Regions from separate parts of the Homo sapiens genome. Here regions 2 and 3 are each linked to region 1. The links are chromatin contacts, found by Hi-C or POLR2A ChIA-PET in ENCODE. All regions are on one chromosome and are shown on one strand. Each heading gives the region's core, a stretch centred on a gene start or an enhancer-like site at or near the end of the contact. The rest is flanking DNA. Distances are from core to core; before and after follow the strand shown.

What was found. A loop is a pair of places that touch in the nucleus more often than their neighbours do. ChIA-PET counts read pairs that join two places held with the same protein, here RNA polymerase II (POLR2A). Pooled maps may share reads with other maps.
Region 2: a loop to region 1 is called in a pooled map, with 2.9 times the contacts of the local background. The contact joins two enhancer-like sites. A Hi-C loop is called at or near these places in 1 of 37 single-sample maps with no recorded cell type and 5 of 50 pooled maps. POLR2A ChIA-PET finds 5 or more read pairs at or near these places in 1 of 52 experiments (activated T-cell).
Region 3: a pooled map shows a loop between it and region 1 (3-fold over the local background). The contact joins two enhancer-like sites. A Hi-C loop is called at or near these places in 1 of 37 single-sample maps with no recorded cell type and 5 of 50 pooled maps. POLR2A ChIA-PET finds 5 or more read pairs at or near these places in 1 of 52 experiments (GM12878).

What each region holds. Positions count from the first base shown.
Region 1 is chr5:158,428,606-158,433,512 of GRCh38, reverse strand. No RefSeq gene overlaps it. Among named protein-coding and RNA genes, the nearest start is that of LINC02227, 21 kb to the right of the region's middle. Within about 2 kb of position 2,037, at least 7 of the 41 ENCODE cell types and tissues checked have a DNase peak (open chromatin) inside an H3K27ac peak, as active enhancers do.
Region 2 is chr5:158,873,144-158,878,050 of GRCh38, reverse strand. The region is part of intron 6 of EBF1 (EBF transcription factor 1); the gene reads left to right. Among named protein-coding and RNA genes, the nearest start is that of EBF1, 220 kb to the left of the region's middle. Within about 2 kb of position 2,635, at least 2 of the 41 ENCODE cell types and tissues checked have a DNase peak (open chromatin) inside an H3K27ac peak, as active enhancers do.
Region 3 is chr5:158,818,635-158,823,541 of GRCh38, reverse strand. It overlaps EBF1 (EBF transcription factor 1), which reads left to right. Exons shown (of 16, transcript NM_024007.5): 8 at 225-366. Among named protein-coding and RNA genes, the nearest start is that of EBF1, 280 kb to the left of the region's middle. Within about 2 kb of position 2,486, at least 4 of the 41 ENCODE cell types and tissues checked have a DNase peak (open chromatin) inside an H3K27ac peak, as active enhancers do.

The sequences.
Region 1 (4,907 bases), core at 788-3,287:
AAGCAAAATAACTGATCAGAGACCACATCAGGATAGCATTATCCACCAGCTAAGAGGTCTCACATTATTCTTGCATCCTCTTTCTTTTTCTAAAAATTTAATATTGAGTTCAGACTATTGGGGAGAGCACAACTGCATTCTGTTTCAGGTTTGAATGTGAAGACCATACAAGTGCAGTAGAAAGGGTTTTGGAGAAATTTAACAGACTTGCATTCCAGTGCTGACACCATTTACTTTCACTTCTGGGTCTCAACCTCTGAAATTAATATTGGAGGTTAAGACTATACTAGATTATACGTAAAGATCCCTCCAGCCATTCTCCCTTAGGATTCTAATTCCTTAAACCAGTACTTAACAAGGAGTACCTCATGTGAGATTATTGGGTCGCTTGTGAAAAAATGGGTATTCCTGGATTCCCACCTAGGTTTACAGGAATCAGAATCTTTAAGCCCCTAGTGGGAGCAAGGGCTTAAGGCCAGGAACAGACAGACAGACAGACAGACAGACACACACACACACACACACACACACACACACACACAGATGGAATTTCGCTCTTGTTGCCCAGGCTGGAGTGCAATGGCGCCATCTCGGCTCACCGCAACCTCTGCCTCCCCAGTTCAAGTGATTCTCCTGCTTCAGCCTCCCGAGTAGCTGGGATTACAGGCATGCACCATCATGCCCAGCTAATTTTTGTATTTTTTAGTAGAGATGGGGTTTCTCCATGTTGGTCAGGCTGGTCTTGAACTCCCGACCTCAGGTGATCCACCTGCCTTGGCCTCCCAGAGTGCTGGGATACAGCCACCACGCCTGGCCCAGGAACATATATTTTAGTGACCTTCTCAGAGATACACTGCCTGAACTGCAGAGGAGACAGACTTTGAGGTAGTGATGGAAACAAGAGAACGGAAATGGTAAGTAAGAGGGAAGTCCATTCCTGCTCAGGTACATCACTGTGAATTGAACCTCATGTAGAACATGCTGGGCACTTAACCCATTAAGATTGCTGAAGATGCCAAGAAGAAATATTTATAGGCACTTTTTAACATAGTCTATAAAAGAGGAGGTTGATTCAAACATAAATTACCTACCACATCATTCTTTAACCTCTAAATCCTTCTCTAATGACTTGAAAGGCAGCTTATTAAAGCAAAGTGCATGTTTAAGTACTAGATATACACTGGTTAGTTTGCAAACATCTAGAGAAACAGAAGTTACTAAAACTGGCAGGTTTGCTAATTAAAAAAAACAGCAAAAAAAGAAATGTTAAGAAATTTTCAGTCTGGGCAAAATGGCTTAAATATTGTGGGATGTGATTTTCTCTCTTTATCTCAGATCTACCTTCTCCTGAGTTGGCTCCATTTTCTGGATAAATCTTCCCATGTAATAGCAAGATGGCAGCCAGGAACCCCAAGGATACATCATATCCTGTCACAATCCCAGAGCAACTTGGGAAGACCAGGTGTCTCTATTCAGGCTGTTTTAGGATCTTGGAGTAAGCTCTCATTGGACTAGCTTGAGTCATGTCGTTGCCACTAAGCCAATCATAGTGGCCTGAGGATTGTCCTATGGTGATTGGCAGCTTATGTCACATGGCTACTCCTAGAACTGGGGTGTAGGGTTCACCACACTCAAAACACAGAGTGAGAATTGGTTTCTGTACACAAAAACAGGGTGATGTTACTAGGAAAAGTAACATATGGTGGTCAGGCAAATCAACAGATGTCCATTGCAACATCTTAAAGTAGCAAATATCTTTTATGGGCTGAGTACACATTGTTTTTTAACTGTGTGGTAAATTATGCCTCACCCAGTATATTTTCTTACTTGCTTTTTTTTCTGTGTGTATGATCCTTTATGCATTTGTCACACAGACACACACACACACACACACACACACACACACATACTGTCTTAACAGCCAGGGGAAATTAGATGACATTTAGTGATGGAAAAAATGAGCAGAGTTTTGATCATTGTTTAATTTAGCAAAAGAACAGCTCCACCTAAGATTCTTCCTGCCTATTGCCAACAGTGACAAAGTAGCTGGAGATATTGCAAATGTGCTTCTGAGACCTTCTGCAGCTGTTGCAGAAGTGGGACTGAAACCAAGCTCAGGGAGGGTAATCACCAGGAAAACATTTTCTATGTCTCTTTAGAATTCCTCCAAGAGAAATCTTTGGGTTTGTTCACCTCTGAATTCCCATTACCCAACATAATGGTTAGCACATAATGGATACTCAATAAATAGTTATTGAATGAATGCATGAATTAATCAATGAATGCTTTCATTTTTAGAACTGGGTTTTAGTCAGAAACAGATTTTCAAAATTACTTAATTTGTGGAGCTATTTTATGAAACAGTATGGTCATTTCTAAAACATAAAAATGTTTTTAGAAATATACATTCATTTCTGCCCCCTCTTCATCATTTACAAAGGAATAAACCCAATTTTGGTATTTAACAGAACAAAATGGCCAGGAAATGGTAGAATATTTTTATTCACAGCCTGAATTGTATAGGATTTCCAGATGCTCAAAAGCCTGGCGCTATTCAATGTTTCCTACAGTGTAGGAGGGCAAAGGCAATGAAATACAAAACTCAAGTGCGAGAGTTACTTTGACTTTAATTAGTTATACATTCTATACAGAATTGGTTTAAAATTTGCCTAACAATTAAAACCTCTCAAGAAAGATATACAGAAAATAGAATGGAATTAAATTTCAGAACATTCTATCAGTTTTCAGATACAGAGTATCAACAGCTGCATCTATATGTCTATATCAGAATTCTAGATGGAGGAAACTGAACTGAAAAAATATCAAACACCATCTCCAACCAGGGAGTATCCAATTGCATCAGAGTTGGAAAGGGTGAATCACAAAATATCTAAACTCTTCTCAAAATTATTTAATTTTGTTTTTGTTTTAAAAAGGAGGCCTAGGCCATGAGCCACTAAGTTATGAAACCAAACTAAGAATGACAGGTGTCCTAGTTATTTATAGCTGTATAACAAACTACCCCAAAACTGACTGGCATAAAGCAACCACTATTTTACTGTGCTTGCAAATATCGTGGGTCAGGAATTCAGGCCAGACATGGTGGAGATGATTTATCTCTGTTTTGTAATGTCCAGGACCTCAGCAGGCTGGGATAATTCAGCTGAGGGTCACTAAAATAACTTAGGGCTGAAATCATCTGGAAGCTTCCTCATTCACATGTCAAGGCCTAGGCTGGCATGACGTGAAGGCTGACCTTCAGCTAGGACTGATGCCCAGAGACCCTACACATGACCTCTCTGTGTATCTTGGGCTTCCTCACAGCATGGTGGCTTCAAGGTAATCAGACTTCTTACATGTTGACCAGGACTGGGTCATGTGCCCTTGCTGAACTAATCACAGACAAGGGGAATGAGATTATTAGTAACCCAATCAGGCCCACTTCTGGGGCTGGAGATGGGGTCAAGTTTTTCAAGGCACAAGTCTTCATGGGGGAGAGGTTGATACCTGAACAAAGTCAGGGTTCCTCTAAGAAAAAGGAAGGAGGAATGGATGGTGGGTAGTATCAACAGTGTCTGCTACCCTCTTCTCTGGTCTGCTGAAATGATTCCAACTGTTTTCTGTTTGCTTCATGTGATGGTAATTTCCTTATTTTATTTCCCTCTAAGATCTGAGGAATGTGGCTTTCTAAGACGGTAAAACTCATCTCAGACACGAAGTAAACTATTAATCACTGGGATGAAACGTTTTGGAGAAGGTGAATACTATTTGTTTAAGAGAACCAGACAAGCCAGTGCAAGTATTTCTCAAAGTTTATTCTGTAGACAATTAATTGTGTGTGCGTGTGTGTGGGTGTATGTGTGTGTGTGTAGGGGAGGAGGTAGATGAAGTGGGAGAGAAGGTTCCATTGTTTAAAAAAAAAGTCTAAAAATGCTGCATACTTTTTCCTGTTTTCTAGAGTCACAGTGTGAATGAGCATATTTAAAGCCTGGAGAAGTCCTGCAGCAAAACAATCTGTTGTTTAAGCCAGTGTCCCCAGCCTCTTTTAGCTTGGAGCACTTCTGAGCATATCTATTAAAACCCTGCAGAGCATGTATGCTATCACTTCTTGAGACATACTGATAATATCCTCTCTTGACTTATGACATAAGAATTTTTTTTTTGAGACGGAGTCTCGATCTGTCACCCAGGCTGGGGTGCAGTGGTGCTATCTTGGCTCACTGCAAGCTCCGTTCCCCAGGTTTATGCCATTCTCCTGCCTCAGCCTCCCTAGTAGCTGGGACTACAGGTGCCCGTCACCATGCCTGGCTATTTTTTGTATTTTTAGTAGAGATGGGGTTTCACTGTGTTAGCCAGGACGGTCTCAATCTCCTGACCTTGTGATCCTCCCACCTCGGCCTCCCAAAGTGCTGGGATTACAGGCGTGAGCCACCACGCCTGGCTGTGACATAAGAATTTAATGTTCTTAAGTTAATGCTCTTGTAATTAATATGAGTATTAATTTAAGCATATCAAGAGTATTATAGTTTTAAAATCTTACCAATTAGTGTTTTTCTTGGAGTTCAATTAAATAATCTATGTCCAGAATATAAATGTGATGTGCATAAACACACACACACACACACACACACACACTCATGTATATGTGTATATATATATATGTGTATATATGGAGAACTTTGACTGAAGTCAGCACAGCAGTGGAGTGAGTCTGAGGAAGGTAAATATTTCATCTGTAAGATGGTGGGTGGTAGGTGTCTCTAGGACCATCAAGTGGAAAGTTTGAACAAATATTTGGATATAGACATACACATCTAGAATTTCAGAGATGCCAGTTTCAGCTCAAAGGTGTGAGAAGGACTCATGAAGAGGCTGGGGTTGAGTATGTGAAGAGGTTGAGGAGGGAG
Region 2 (4,907 bases), core at 1,386-3,885, 440 kb before region 1:
AGCAGTGACAAGTTTTCTTTGGACGTGAGCACCTGACAGAGTTGCAGTTGGTTTAGGTTCCATACAGCAACATGGAGTTATGTTATTTTCCATTGTGACTCAGGAGTTGGCATATGCATTCTATTCCTTGCTGGTTTTGCAGGCACTGGAAGCTATTATTTCCAGAGCAATATATGGCGACCGGAAATGACTTCGTTCCTAATTATTCTAATGAGGCTTCCCAACCATTATTGGAAAAGGAAGCCATGGAAATTGTGCATCCTCACAAAACTTAGTACTGTCAGCATAACATTAGGTCTAAAAAGGTTTTCAAAATATAATACCAATTGGAAAGTGTGTGTGTGTGTGTGCGTTTGTAGTATTTGGTTATAAACTATTATCATAACTCAGGGTCACTAAAATGTCTCTCTAGAAAGAGAACAGCCTAACAGGAATGAAATAATTTAGTCTCTATTTTTGATGAAGCAATAATATTTTTGAACAGTCAGCTGAATGCCTTCTAAGTTGCCTGGGTGCCTAAAGGGCTTAGAAAGTTCTTCCATGGAGATAAATAAGCTGTCAATTCATGATGAAGAAAATCAAACTCATGGTGTTGATCTTGGCTGGGACGCTGGTACAAGTATGAGAGAAATTTTTGCCGAGATGTAGCATAGCCCATGTGTTAGCAGTTAGCACTCCAGTGCCATACTGTGCCTCTGCTCGCCTTTTCAAAAGGTAAACATGGCTGTCGAAATAAGGAAAAGAAAAGATTAACCCATTCAGGGGCATGCACCTAGTAAGTGACACTGTAGCTCCCTAGAGGATACAAAAAGAATAGGGGCAAGAGTCCAGAGAGTGGCTGTTATTCAGTTACTGGATTTCCTCTTCTCAGCACCTTCTCAGAGTTGGGCTTGGAACTGTGGGCTTGGAACTGTGGGAAAACTGAAGTGAATCTGGGTGCAGTAGGAAAAGGAGTTGGTGGAGATAGAGGCTTCAAGAAAATACATGCCAAAAGCCAGTTCACTTGCTCAGTTCTTTACACTTTTACAATAAAACAGGGTATTTCTCTGACTTTGTGGTCTAAAGTCATGCATATTTTGGAGCACCTAAAAGAAAACAGCAAACAGCTTACTTCTATTTGTACCAGGTTAGTGCACGAATGTAAAAAAGACCTCTAAATGTTACCCTCCTATTATGAAAATCCAAAGCTGGGCATGAGCAGAAGAAAGGGAGAGAATCATGCTATTTTTTAATTTCCTTTGTATTAATACAATCGAAAGGGGGCTATCAAAGCATAACACTGGCCTGCCCTCCAGCTGCTGCGGTAGGTGGCGTTTCACTCGGTTGCCTTGAGATTTACAAATTCTAAAGGTATTTTCATGCCTCCAAATTGAACACAAAAGGCAGGCCCATGGAACAGTGGCTCTGAACTTCTTAAACTGAATAATAGGGCAACGTGAAACTTTTTATGGAAAGATGTTGTTTTTCCTGAAGTTCTTGCAGTACAGGTTGTAGGAGCTTCCTTTTCTCTCTATGCCCTCGGAGGTCTCACAAAGCAGCAGGCTCAGTGAGACCGAAAACATCAGTGTGTCTCCCATCTAGGAAGTCTCCAGTAATAACTGGTCCATGTAATGAAAGTTTCTTCTAGCCAAGACTCAAATAGAGAATTCTGATGTAACTTCCTGAAGAGTACACTAGAGGGAAAAGGGGTCGTGGGATTGAGGGTAGAGATACATGAATCTCTCTAAGCCTCAGTTTTCGTATCCTTAAATGGAGACAATAATAATACTACCTATTAGAGGTATTGGGAGGCTAAAGGAGACAGTGCCTGCAAAGTACAGTGCCTGCTTTATTGCAAGCTCACTGTAAATACTTGAGGTTGTTACTGATTTTTGTTCCTGCTAATATTATTATATTTTATATTATTGGCCGTAGTGTTTCAACTAGTCATGTGATACCGAATATGCCATGGAACAGTTTTTTGGCCTCTAAACTTTTCGCATCCACAAAATGAAGCAGTTGGATCAGAAGATATCTAAGGTTCCTTCCTGTGCTAAGATCCTAGAGTCCTAAAGTTCCATTCTTGTTGTTGTAATGAAGTGAAAAGCACACATATTCATACCAAAAGGGTCATAAATTTAAGATTCTTCTGTGGAGGGACTGGGAAAAGTCTTTACAGTTTTAGGTTGTAATTAAGAAAGTGAATTATGCTAAAATTGACTTTAGGAAAACAATGGTGTTTTGTGTAACCACATGGATATCATCTGGGTATATGTAAATAGGAGGCAGGTAAAAATGATGAATGCTAATCTCTGTAAAATTCAAATGAATATTAACTCTTATTCAAATAGCACAAGTACATTGCACAGGGAAATCAAGACGTGAATTCATATAATTTCATTTTTTTCAGCTGTGCACATCCTTTGGTTACAGAAACAGCTCAGAACTTAGGCATTGCTCATTTCCTAATAGAGTATGACATCTGGGCTGCTACTTTTAAATATAGTAGCTTGTTTGCTCAGGCTTATGGCTCAGTAATATTTGTTTTGTCTTATGAATGTAGTGAAAGCAGGGATTACAGGTATTCCTCAAGGACTAATTAGAAATAAAAGCTTATGTATATGAGGGAAGTTTTCGGATAGGAAGTGCTCTTGCTTGAGTCATGAAGTGACACTGGTTTCAGTTTCAATTTTGATACATTGGAACTTGGTACTTTTTGTAGAGTCCATTTGGAAAGGTTAAAAAAATCACTTGGAATTATCTGCAGAAGTTCAGGTTAAAAATTGTTTGTCCTTCTTCCTCGGTTTCAAGCTCCTCTACCCTATTGACAAATTCATACCTTCATTCCTCTGTTTGGATTTTAGGAAATAAATTCAAGAAAAGAAAAATATGTAACTATCATCACTGTTTCCATAAAATAAAGGTGTTCTAGAGATCAAAGAGAGGCCTTGTCTTGGAAATACAATTTGGCCAAAACTGCCTGGTGTGTGTGTGTGTGTGTGTGTGTGTGTGTGTATGTGTGTGTGTGTGCTTGTGTGTGTTCATCTCTCCATGATTCATTCTGAGAGCTGTTTTAGCCTTCATAAAATATTCATGCTAGTTGTGCATGGTTCTATAATTGCCATCTCAGGCCTTGAATTATTTATAGGTTGTACTGTTCACATAGTCTCATTTACTGATAGAGAAGATAACACCATACAAGAGGATCCCAAACACTCTGAGGCCTGTTACTTTGCATTAAGTAGTGGAATTATATTACTGTAGGTGTAAAACACTGGCCTTTTTTTTCCTCCTCTCCCTTTAATATATCATTTTTGTATTTATAATATGCTAATTGTCAGAATGCTGTTAAGCCTCATAATTCCTGCCGAGTCTTGCAGAAATCAAGATGTGGCTGAGATGATTTAGCTCTTGATCTCAGAATGATCGTTCTAAAAAAAACCTGTCTACACACAGCGTAATTTATTGAAATGATGTATGACTTTACATGCATACCTGAGCCCTTTTGTTTTGTACTATTGATCAGTTTGTATGTCTCAGTGTTAACCAACACGTGGTTGGTTTCGGTAGACATTTACCAAGAGCCTTGCAAGCTTGCTGTCCCTAATTAAATACTGAGTCTCAATTCACTTGTGTGACAGTTTCTCTGCACCTATTTATTTTGCTTTCCTAATTCTCCTTTCCCTTTTCTGCCAACTTGATCTTTCTTCCACATAGATTATATTCTTGATATTTATTTGAGGGTAGGAACATGCTATAGGAACATACTATAGTTGTATCTCCTCTCTCTTTTTTTGGTGTTATTTAGTTGCAAAAGTCCATTTAATGTTAATAAATATCAAAAGCCAGATTCACCACAGAGTGTACTTTTCTGGTATTTCATTATCAGTATCCATGTTTAAAGAGGAAAAACAGAAAAATTCATGGCAGCTCATAATCTGCTGATATATTCTAGTTTTCTCCTCTACCAGTGGAAACTCATGAATTTTCCTCTGGCCTAGGAACTTCCAACTCTATACAAATCACTAACAAACAATCCTCCATCTCCTCTCTTTAGGCTGATCAATATTTTCTCTCTAGCCTTCTTTCCATCATACAGGTTGTGTTCCCTTATGTGTGTGATGTGAGCTTTCCCATACCTATATTAGCCAACTCGCAGCTTCTCACTGTTGATCTGCATACTGCTGGTGGTGGTACTTCTCACTGTATACCTACATACTGCTGGATGCTTTTAAGTGGTACCTGTAGGTGTCTTTAAATAGCACTGAATTAGGTGATAAGGAAATCATCTTATTTAAAATTTCTTTTAGTTTTCCTGATGAGGCCAAAGTCCTTGTTTGGTGGGAATCTGTCTTTAACACCTCCCTCACATTTGCTTCATCTTGGTTTTCAATGAGTACCCTGTGGTAGGCAACAGTATCTAGCCAAAATTTAGTAAATTTTTAAAATTTTGTTTACATTCACTTTTAATTATGTTGCTTTCTTTTATCTCAGATAAGTAGTATGGGTTTTCATTCATAGTAGGAATGGAAAGTGTCATTCAAAAATAAGTTTATTAGGGATAAAAGGAAATGAGTCAGTATACATAAAATATTAAGTGAATATTATTATAGGTAAAAATGGCAAAAACTCTGAAGGTGCTGTTATGAGTGATTGAAGTTCAGGGAACACTGTGGCAATGCCAAAATGTGGCGAATCACTCTAGAGAGCTGTGTATTCTATAGAGTCAAAGGGAATGGAAGGGTTGAGTGATGCATAAAAAGAGGATGTAGAATCTAAGATGCTAGTGGGGGTAAAGACGTGCACTTTTGGGCAATTCACTTATCTTTGTCTTTAGACAGTAAAATCCCCACTAACTAGGGTTCTGGTCAGTCGGCTTTTCTAATTGAAGGTTCACTTGTATTGATGAAAATCATTTCTAATGGCAC
Region 3 (4,907 bases), core at 1,237-3,736, 390 kb before region 1:
TAAACTGTGCAATTTTACTTAAAACTGCATCAAAAGCGTTCCATGCCAAAGACCCACTCATCAATAGCTCCTCTTGTTAGACTTGTACAGCATAAGCACCAGTTATTATGTGAAATAGCTATGCAATTTTCTTCAGCTCCCAGCTGTTATTTATTTAACTTGAGTTTATTACCCACCACGCTTTTATATTAAAATGTTCATTCATTTCTTTCTTATGTCTCCAGGTCGTGGTGTCTACGACAGTCAATGTGGATGGCCATGTCCTGGCAGTCTCTGATAACATGTTTGTCCATAATAATTCCAAGCATGGGCGGAGGGCTCGGAGGCTTGACCCCTCGGAAGGTACGCCCTCTTATCTGGAACATGGTAGGCGAATCATTTTCATTGGTTGGCATTGCTACTTTAACTGTGAATATATTTGGTTTCTTTCTTCCACTCCACCACATGTTCTATTCTGTTTCAAATTTCAAAAGTCTTTTTGAATAAGATTGGTCCTCTAGGGTTTTTTCTCTTCAACATATGGTGGCAAATATTTAAAGACAGGAAAATATCTCTGAGGCCCACCTTTCTTGTGGGACCACTCTCTACTCTGGAAATGGCTGATATTGCCTCCTTTCAGGTTGAGAGAAAGAAGGAGGCCTGGACCATTGCTTTATTCTAAGCTCCCACTGGATTACAAAATAAGGAAAGGCCAATCCAAGGGAAAAATAAGGAAAGGCCACACAATTTGGTATCACTAAAATTGTGATATATTTGACATGTTTATAATTGACCATTGAGGTTTTATAATGAACCCATCCTCTTTACCACCCTCCTGGTGTATCTCTGTGACCACCTGTTGAACTTCATTTGGAGATCAGGTTCAATGTCGAGGTTGGAGGTGCTTTCTGAATATGAAGCCCAGACCAAATGTCCCTCCTGTGCCCTGTACCTAACTCTTACCTCTTCACCATGTGATAGAACTTGCTGTCTGTAAGTAGACTTTGGTAGGGAGAAATCCCATTTGTCTTGAGAATTATGGCTAATCAGTGGTGCCTTTGAGAGGACTGAAGGAAACCAGATAAAAATTTGAATCAAGGAAAGTGAATGCCACTCAGAAGAACCATGGGTTGGGTTAGGGGCACGCCTGAATTTTTCAGTGCTGCATGTGTGTGTGTAATATATCCACTCTTCCTCCTCTCCACTCATCCATCCATCCGTTCATCTATCTATCCATCTATCCATCTATCCATCCATCCATCCATCCATCCATCCATCCATCCATCCATCCATCCGTCCATCCGTCCATCCAAGAATGAGTGACTGAGGCTCTGCTGGATACCAGTCACCATATTAGACTTTCTTCAATTGCCTCAAACTCTCAACCCATTTCCCTCACTTCCCTTTCCAGTTTGCTAGGGTCAGCAAGATTCTTTTCAGAACACTACCACACAAATGATCACCTGATTGCCTGCTTTTTTCCATGGGCCAGGAGTTGCCCATAATTTACAAGGTAGAAAACTCCCTTCTCTGCCAGCATCCCAATTTAATAAACACGCCACTCTCATCATTTTTGCCTGGCTTTTTCCCCTGTGCTTATGGAACACACGAACTGTACTTTTTATTAATTAGCCAGATGTAATGCTCTTAGAAGGGATTCTTCACCACATCCAGTTTTACAGTCTTTTTAAAGTAAACCATCATCTTTCAAAAGCTGCTTCTTTATGGTTTCATTAGTGCTGAGATGGATGGATATTACATTTTGCAGGAGGCCATTTCAAACACCTGCTCATGATTACATTCCTAGTTCCATTTCTGTACTTAAAATTATTCTGATCCTCACTTTACAGTAATGTTGTCTTTATAATACCCTTGGAGTCACTTAAGGCATTGTGTGACTAGAGGTGTTTAGGTGAAAGGAGGAAGAAAAAATTAGGGAAATACTCAGTGGGCATGATTTGGAGAGTGCTGCTTAAGGATTGAAGTTATGTTTTTGACTGTGGGTGGTTAGTTGCAATAGGTACTGCCCAGTCTGGTGACAGACTTGACTGTCAGTTTGAAATCTGGGTTCACACTTTCAAAATATGCTCAGGCCACACCCAGCTCCTATTTCTGCTCTTGGGAAGCCAGTGAGAAAGCTCCTGACACCAGGCAAATTATCCCTCCAACAAAAACCAAAAGCAAACATAGAATATAGCCTTCTCTAAAGGATCCCTCTAGGCAATGAGGATCAGTAACGTTATTTTGCAGCATGATAAAGGACTAGGTCTTGAAATAGGTACCAGGAACCCCAAATTCAATTTAGTTTCACTCTGGCCTCTATTTGACCTTGGACAAATCGCTTTAGCTTTTGGGATCCTTGATTTCCTCCTTGTTAAAATGAAGGTGATGATCTGTAGGAGAGTTTAAAAAAAAATCTGTGCTTTGGGTGGGGGCAGGTAATGTAGATAGGGAAGTGGGCTGGGTGGAGGCTGAGAAGACAGGCAAGTACACGCTCTGGTGCCCCTCGGCCCCAGCCAGTTGTTGCTAAGGGGAATGAGAGCCCAAGTGGGGCCAGATGTTCCAGTTTGGCAACAGTGAATTTTTAATTGTTGGTAACTAATTACAAAATTTTTGGACACTGAAGGGAGGAGAGGGGGAAAAAAGCCACTTAGGAAGAATGCAGCCACAGGTCAACAGTTTGAGACCTCTGGATCAACACAGCTCTAAGCTTCCTCCCAGCTCAGATATTCCCTCTTCTAAGAGTGTTAATATTTCAGTTGGGGTGTCATATTATTCTAAGTTTTAAAGTCAGCATTTTATTCACCTGCTTCAGTTTATGAGTCCACAGATGGCCATATTACTATATTTTTCAAAAAATGGTGACATTTCACTGTGTAAGTGGTTGGCCATCCTTGGGGACATAGGTATGTCCTATTTCCTTCAGCAAGGGGCTTTGCCTTCACCGAAGCCTTATTTCACTTCTCTCCAGTGGAAAGAAAGGGTAGACATGTTCAAATTCTTAGTAATGACAATAGCATAGAAATCTGCTTCTCTGCAGAGTGAGTCAACCAACCACACAAAACCACCCACTCATTTAGACACTTCAGGCTGACACATAAATATCTACTCAGCAAAGGATGACTATTGAACTCTTTCATTGGTAATGTGTGGGAGTGGACCTAGATGCTAATTCATGTTGATGTGAGGGTAATACTTTATTTTGCTGTTGAAAAGTCCTATTTCAAAATGCTCTGTTTAAAAGACTTTGAGAATCATACACCCTCATCCCTCTGTGTCTCCGCTCCCACCCCCCACCGCCTTCAAACAGCTACCGCATGGTGAGACGGCAAAGCATGTTCTCCTCTTGTGACCTGTGGGAACCTACGTTCTCCCCCATTCTGGACTTTTTACCATCTAATTTACAGGTAGCCTGAATTATTTTGGGCTATTCTGCAAATCTCTATTTATATCCTGCTTGTCAGACTGTTGGAGGAAGTTTCCTTTTGTGGCTCACCTTTCTGTGTATAAGTAGAGACAGAGATCGTGCTTTACATTCATGCATGGGCTTTCTTATGTGACCCATGGACTCGCAAACCCCTGTGCTCTGATAAATGACCCTGTAATTCAAGTATGAGAGTTGACAAAGGCAAATTTATTTCATAGACTCTTGCATGGTCCAAAGATAGTGAATCCTGGCATGCTATAGATCGTGGAAAATGGTCTTCCCCCGTACTTTCTCTTCATTCATAAATACCAAGATTTTCTTTGGCTGGATATTTATGGGACCATTTAGCCTAGTGAGGTTTCTTCTTTAAGCAATAGCTTTATGGAAGATGTACAGTCGTGGAGACAGGCAGCCTCAAAATGTAACTGCTCTCTCAGTTCCAATTTTTGAAAAAGCATGAGCTCGGGATGAAAGGAGCTGAGTGGCTGCCACAAGGCTATGTTCAGCGCTACCCTGTGTACTTGCCTTGTCTTCCAGTCATTTGGGCAAGTTCATGAAGACTGTGTTCTGGGGAGTCATTGAGGGGCCTGAGGAGTGTTGCTATTGGCATTGTTGTTCCCCTGAGTTCCAGGTTGTGTTTACTTGAATTCAAGGCCAACTGTGGCATCAGTTTCTCTGTTTCTTCCCCCTGTGGCAAAATGCGGTGCCCTCACAACACTGTGGTGCAGAGCCCCTGTCAGCTTGCATGCGCTAACACTTTATTATCTAATGATCTAATATGCAACAAGGCAAAGTGCCCGTGCTCATCATTCTGACATAGAATGCCGGGAGAAGTGACTAAATTACTTTATGTACCATTAGCGCTTGCAGCTATGGTGAACTCACAGGCAGCATTTATGCAAATGCCTGTGAATACACTCTAGTGGCTTTGTCAGGAAACCATCTGACAAGCAGTTTAAATGCTCATTTTTTTAAAGGGGATATATGTATTTTTTTATTTTGGTGTGCATGTGTTTTTCTCCTTTCCTCTCTTCTTTTTCTTTCCCTTCTCCCCTTTTTGGGCTTTTGGAGGACTTGCCTCCTCCATGGTGACTAGAGAAATGTGAGCACGTTCTAGAGCTCACCCACCAGTAGGAGCCATTTCCAGGAGTGGGATTAAGTCCCCAGTAGGGTATTCTTTAGATCTAGTTTTTTTTTTTTTTGTTATTGTTTTGAATATGTGCATCCTTCATATTTATTTGGAAAAAAAAACAATGGAACTATTAGTCAAGAGTTTTTAGAATATAAACATGTTAGTGTTCATGAGCTCTGACCTGGGGTCCTACTTATTTTTTTAGATTGAAGATAGATTCTTTAAAACATACTCAGTTTTTAAAAATGGAAAATGATTGAAATTTAGCTTTTGTGGGCATCAGATACAAATCAATTAAATTTCCCTTCAAAGTTATAATAAAGACTGCAACATAAAACATAAATGTGCCAAGATTTCAAGATAAATAAA